Regions from separate parts of the Mus musculus genome. Here region 2 is linked to region 1. The links are chromatin loops, found by intact Hi-C in ENCODE. Cell type or tissue: gastrocnemius. All regions are shown on one strand. Each heading gives the region's core, and the rest is flanking DNA. Links, peaks and the distances in the headings are about the cores only. Region 1 holds the start of Ly6a2 (lymphocyte antigen 6 complex, locus A2). Region 2 has its middle 26 kb from the start of Ly6c1.

The links. A loop is a pair of places that touch in the nucleus more often than their neighbours do. Peaks named below come from ENCODE experiments on the same cell type or tissue, not always from the same donor. Only the 100,000 strongest peaks of a DNase experiment are listed, where the experiment ranks them.
Region 2: it touches region 1 in a loop (22-fold over the local background); 15 of 42 quality-filtered maps call a loop at or near these places.

Annotation. Positions count from the first base shown.
Region 1 is chr15:75,132,758-75,135,566 of GRCm38, reverse strand. It overlaps Ly6a2 (lymphocyte antigen 6 complex, locus A2), which reads left to right and starts at 439. Exons shown (of 4, transcript NM_001378241.1): 1 at 439-470; 2 at 715-812; 3 at 1,762-1,878. The coding sequence starts at 743. In gastrocnemius, for the core only: no CTCF peak of the experiment used is centred there; no DNase peak of the experiment used is centred there.
Region 2 is chr15:75,073,612-75,076,420 of GRCm38, reverse strand. It overlaps the pseudogene Gm5960. Among named protein-coding and RNA genes, the nearest start is that of Ly6c1, 26 kb to the right of the region's middle. In gastrocnemius, for the core only: no CTCF peak of the experiment used is centred there; a DNase peak (open chromatin) is centred at 1,457.

The sequences.
Region 1 (2,809 bases), core at 48-2,547:
AGCTGCTGGACACGCCTATGATGGCTATGGGTTGGAGCCTGCCTGGTCTACAGAGCAAGTCCCAGGACAGCCAAAGCTACACAGAGAAACTCTGTCTCAAAAAGAAACAAAAACAAAAACAAAACATAAAGCAAAACAGAACAAAACCCAGGAAAGGGCCAAAAATTTTACCTACTTCCCTGGCTTTCTGAATGGCAAGCACAAGTCACCCATGGTCCCTGCCCCTCTGCCCTCTTAGTCCTCCAGCACCATGGTCCCTTCCCAACCACAGAGTCCTCCCTCTCCAACTGCTATACAAATCTGGCTAAGTCTTACTCAATAAACATGTTGGCCCTTAGGAAGTAAGAACCAAAACCCACTGCCCTCCTCCCTTTTCAGGATGCCAGCTGGGAGGAGCTGAGAAAAAGTATTTATTTCAGTCCACTTCTGACAGACCTTACCACTGTTCCTGAAACCTGGTCAGAGCGGAAGTAAGGACTGGTGTCAGGAGGGAGCTGCTAGGTGGCAAAGGGAAGAGCCCTCAGGATAGGTCTGTGAGTGGGAGTGGGATTAAGAAGGAAAAGCTGGGTGGGTGGTGGATGAGAGAAGTAGGCAGACATGTATTCCTTGGGGAAAGCTGTGTGGGGTGTTGGAGCTAGGAAAGATTGGATGGCTGAGCCCTGTGAGAGCCCAGGGATGTGATTGGGGGTCTATTAATTGGCTCCAAATTCCAAGGTTCTATCTGTGAAGCCTGTCCTCAAGGATGGACAGTTCTCACGCTACAAGGTCCTGTGTGCTCATCTTTTTTGTGGCCCTACTCTGTGCAGAAAGAGGTGAGTTGGAAAATGAGAGAGGTACAGGAGGGTACAATGGACATGGAAAAGGGCCTCAGGGTTGTGGGTACACCTGCACCTCCATTGTGTGCCCGGTGCACAAGGTGTGCTGGGGTCAGGGGATTGGGGATTGGCTTCCTGGGTGAAGCTCCCTGCCCTGGGGTGCTTTACTGGGTCTGTAAACATGCAAGTGACAGCCTTGCAACCACCACCACAAACCAGAAGGACTGAGACCTCACTACCTCGTGGACTTCAATAACTGAGTCACAAACCCTGATCACACAGAGCAGCCTGCTTTTAGACTCTACCCTGCTGCCCTGGCCTCCCAGTCAGGACACTAGCCTGTGTGCATGCAAACTGGCAGAGGCTACTTTTCTTGACCCGGCTGCCAAGTCAAGTTGTTTGGAATCCTTAACTCTTAGCATTTGACTTTTTCTTATGCCCAGCCCAAGCCACATGAGGTCCCAGTGCTAGAACTTTTCTACTCTAAGAGGTCTGAGCTCTCAGATACCCCTAGACTTCTAGTTACATCTGAGTTACAGGAGGTCTCATGGTGAGCCTCAGTTTGAGCTGGACTCCGGAAAGTTCAGTGCTCTGTCATGCTCCAGTACCCAGGGGCCAGCTCTGCAGGTGTAGGGTTGGACAGGTCAGAAAAGTCCTCCCCATCTTGTGGCCCCACTACCTACTTATACACCCACTCACAGCTTCAGCAGACATTTGGTGTCTATGTGTTCCCAATATGGTAACTGTGTCTCTAGTTTCCCTTGGGGTGCAGGCCTCTCCTGTGGGCCTGGCCAGCTGAGACAGCAGGACCGAGCATAACTGAACAATGGTGGCTCTTGGCTCACTTGTGCTTTTGGTGGAGGTGACCTAAGTAAACACACTGGAGAGGAGGGGGCTGGGCTAGGAATGGTATGCCCTATCCCTCATGCATTGGCTTCTCTCTCAGCTCAGGGGCTGGAGTGCTACCACTGCCCAGATGACCCACGAGAGTCTTCCTGCAATACCACAACCTGCCCCTTCCCTGATGGATTCTGTGTTACTCAGGAGGCAGAAATTATTGTGGGTAAGTTCTTTGTGGCCTATATAGAGAGGGCTGAGGGTGGAGAAAATGTCATGTCTGGGCACTTGTTATGGACCATGGTTCCCCTCTCTCCAAGTAGAGCGCTGCTGGGGCTGGAGTGGGACTCCTGCAAAGTGGGGGCTGTCGGGGTCCAGGGATGTACTGAGATGTGGATCATAAAGTAGGGCTGCTCACTGGCATGCATGGTGTTCATCATCCTGCTCTGTCACCAGTGCAGTCATGTGATGCTCCTGCCTGTACTTTATGTCTAGGGTCTCACTGGCTCACTGACAGACCAGGAGAGCTGGAAGCATCTAATGAGCCTTTGCATATAATGAAGGAATCTGGAGTTTAGGCTGAAGGAATGACTTAGGAATGTTGATAAAACAAGAACTTAAGACATATCAGATCCTCCAACGTGCCAGTTTCCAGGCATATCCTAAAACTAGAAAAAGACAGAAGCAGCCCTGCCCTACTATCTAGTTTCCTGTTCCTGACTACAGCCTGCCTGTCTCCTAGAGAAGGTCTCCTAGATATAACTGCCTGGGGAACAGCAAGAGTCTGAGAGGCTGGTTGCCCTTTCTGCTGTGCCACTGGGTGATCTGACTCTGTGCTGTGTGTGTGTGTGTGTGTGTGTGTGTGTGTGTGTGTGTGTGTGTGTGTGTGTGTGTGCGTGTGTGTGTGTGTTTGCGTGTGTGTGTGTGTGTGTGTGCGTGTGTGTGTGTCTATAAATATGGGTCCACAGGTATGAATTATGTAACAAAATGTCAGCAAAGATAGGAAGACACCCTTAAGTATCATTTACCAGGCACCGTCTACTTGTTTTAAGCAAATGAGTTTTGGTTCTCCTGTAACTGGAATTAGGGATGGGTGCAAACCACCCAGTGGGGTCTGGGGACAAAACCCTGGGCTTCTGTAGGAACAACAAGCGCTT
Region 2 (2,809 bases), core at 18-2,517, 59 kb after region 1:
GTCTCAGGCTTTGGATTCCACTGAATAGATAGCCTTGAAGAATTGGACAGTGCTCAGCTAGATGCTCCTTTGGCCAGGTCTGCTTTTCTGTGCTTTAACCTCTAACCTCTAACCTCTTACGTCTAACCTCGGCCCTAATTCTTCCTCACAGTGTACTCAAGATGGCTTTGGGGTTGCAACTTACTCATCTATTAAATCTACTTTCAACGTGTGTGTGTGTTTGTGTGTATGAGTTGTGTGTGTGTGTGTGTGTGTGTGTGTGTGTGTGTGTGTGTGTGTGTGTTTCCAAAGAGTATAAAATAGGTGGGGGAAAATAATAGTAAGGCTGAGGTATGAATAAAACTCCAAAGAGCCTGATTTTAATACCAGTGCTGGGCTAAGACTTCTAGAGTCTGACCCAGATCATTGTATTTTATCCATATTTAATTAGGCACAGCACACACTTGGAAAAAGTGTTCAGATGATGATCAACTCAGCTCCATGAGTACAGTAAAGCTTAAGACATGTTTATATTGAAGATCTTTACATATAGCTTCATCCATAAGATGGTTTCTTGTTGACTTAGAAGCAATGCTCAAGATAATGATCTAGGAAGAACAACTGGTTTGAGGTGAATGTAATGACTACTGGTGTCAGGGTTGTCCTGGTCCAAAGATTAGATAGTGACTTAGGCTGTTGTAAAATAAAGGATATCTCTGAAAGGATGAATTTTATAACCTAGAAGCAATGGTCAAGGTTTTAAAGGGAACTGGTCTGGGGAAGTTAAAAAATAAATACTTGAAGATGCAGGCTAAGCCTGGCTCATCAGACAGGAAAAGATCACCAGGTAGTGATCTACACTGAACTATATCCAGTCATTATATTTCAGAGGAAGTAAGCCAAAAGCCCCTGCAGGAAACAGCTTCCACCTTTGGTCTAACAGAATCTGACAGGGTAAGCCCTACCCACCATTGATTGCTCATCTCCTGGGCTTCCCCACCACAAGCAAGTGCTCCTTGGAAGTGCCCTGTGCTGATGTGTGGCTTGATGATGCTTCTTCACACGCATAAGGCCCTGGATTCTATCTCCACCAATGGGGGTGTGAAGGGAGATGGTTACATAAAGAAGGCACAGTGCAACCATTGCTCACCAGGCAGAGAACAGAAGTCTAAACCAGCCACAACACAAACTGTGGGTTCAGCAAGAGAATTTGCCTCTGCAGATGAAGCACAGTGCTCTTTATGTCCCTCTCTCTTTCCCCAGTATCAGCCCTTTCGGTAGCCCACCAAATCCAAGAGGTCCCCCACTCTGAGCTGGGTAACATGAACTAGTTAGTATGACAGGCTGAAAGGGCAGAGATGTGAACTGGCAGGAAGGACTCAGTGGACTCAGTGTAACATAGGCAAACAGGAGATCTTGGCTCGGAGAATGAAGGGTTTATTGGACTCAAAAGGGGGACATTGACCGGCACATATGGGAACCCTGCAGGACCCCAGATACTTATGTATGGATGGTGATGGCATAACACCTTGGAATACTGGCTCATGCCTGTGCTGGCCACATCCTCCAGGGCCAGGAATTGCAAGCCACAACAAAATAACATTCCAGGAAGTACAGATCTGAAAGCCTTAGAGAGGAGTGGGGCACCTACCCAGCAAGGGCTATAAAGGCAAAACATGGTATTTCACACACTACTCCCACCTTGGAGCTTCTATAACTCATAATTCATCACTAGAGGACTCCAGGAAAGAGTGGTTGCACATGAGGATAAAAGGACAAGGGTGGGGGTCATTGGGAGGACCATCACAGCAAGGTCTGCAGGAGGACTGAGCTCAGGGTGAACAGTAGCACCTCTGTCCATGGTCCAGGTCCATGGTCCAGTGGGAACTGCTGCATTGCAGAAGTCTTCCTTGCAGCAGTAAATCTTCAGCTTGAGCTTAGGATCCAGGATCAGCTTATTTTCAAGATCAGCAGGGCAGTAAGAAAGGCACTGACGGCTCTTTACTTTCTTTCTGTGAGAGTCTGCAAGATATCTGAGTGACTCACTTCTTTTTTTTTATCAGTTATTTACTTTATTTATTTTTTATTAGATATTTTCTTCATTTACTATTCAAATTCTATCGCAAAACTTTCTTATACCCTGCCCCCACCATGCTTTCCAACACACCCACTCCTGCTTCCTGGCCCTGGTATAACCCTCTACTGGGGCATATAAAGTTTGCAAGACTAAGGGGCCTCTCTTCCCAATAATGGCCCACTAGGCCATCTTCTGCTACATAAGCAACTAGAGACAGGAGCTCAGGGGGTACTGGTTAGTTCCTCCTATAGGGTTAAAGACCGCTTCAGCTCCTTGGGTACTTTCTCTAGCTCCTCCATTGGAGGGCATGTGTTCCATCCAATAGATGACTCTGAGCCTCCACTTCTGTATTTGCCAGGCACTGGCATAGCCTCACTAGAGTACGCTATATCAGGGTCCTGTCGGCAAAATCTTGCTGGCATATGCAATTGTGTGACTCACTTCTTATGCAGGAACAAAAGAGCATCCCAGTATCTAGGCCACATGCCACCAGGTCTGGATGACCCAGACTTGTCTCTAAGGCATGTTGAAGCCAGACATAGTAGCTCAGATTTGTCATCCCAGAACTTGGAAGACTGAGGCAGGAGAATTTTTATGAGTTCAATTCCAAACTGCTCTTCTAAGATATACTGGGGCTAGAGTGAGAACCTGTCTCAAATAACAAATGAATCAAAATCAAAACCATGGGCTGGTAAGGAGGCTTGATGTTTAAAGGGCTTGTGTGCACAAGGATGAGCCCCCAGTTCCCATCAG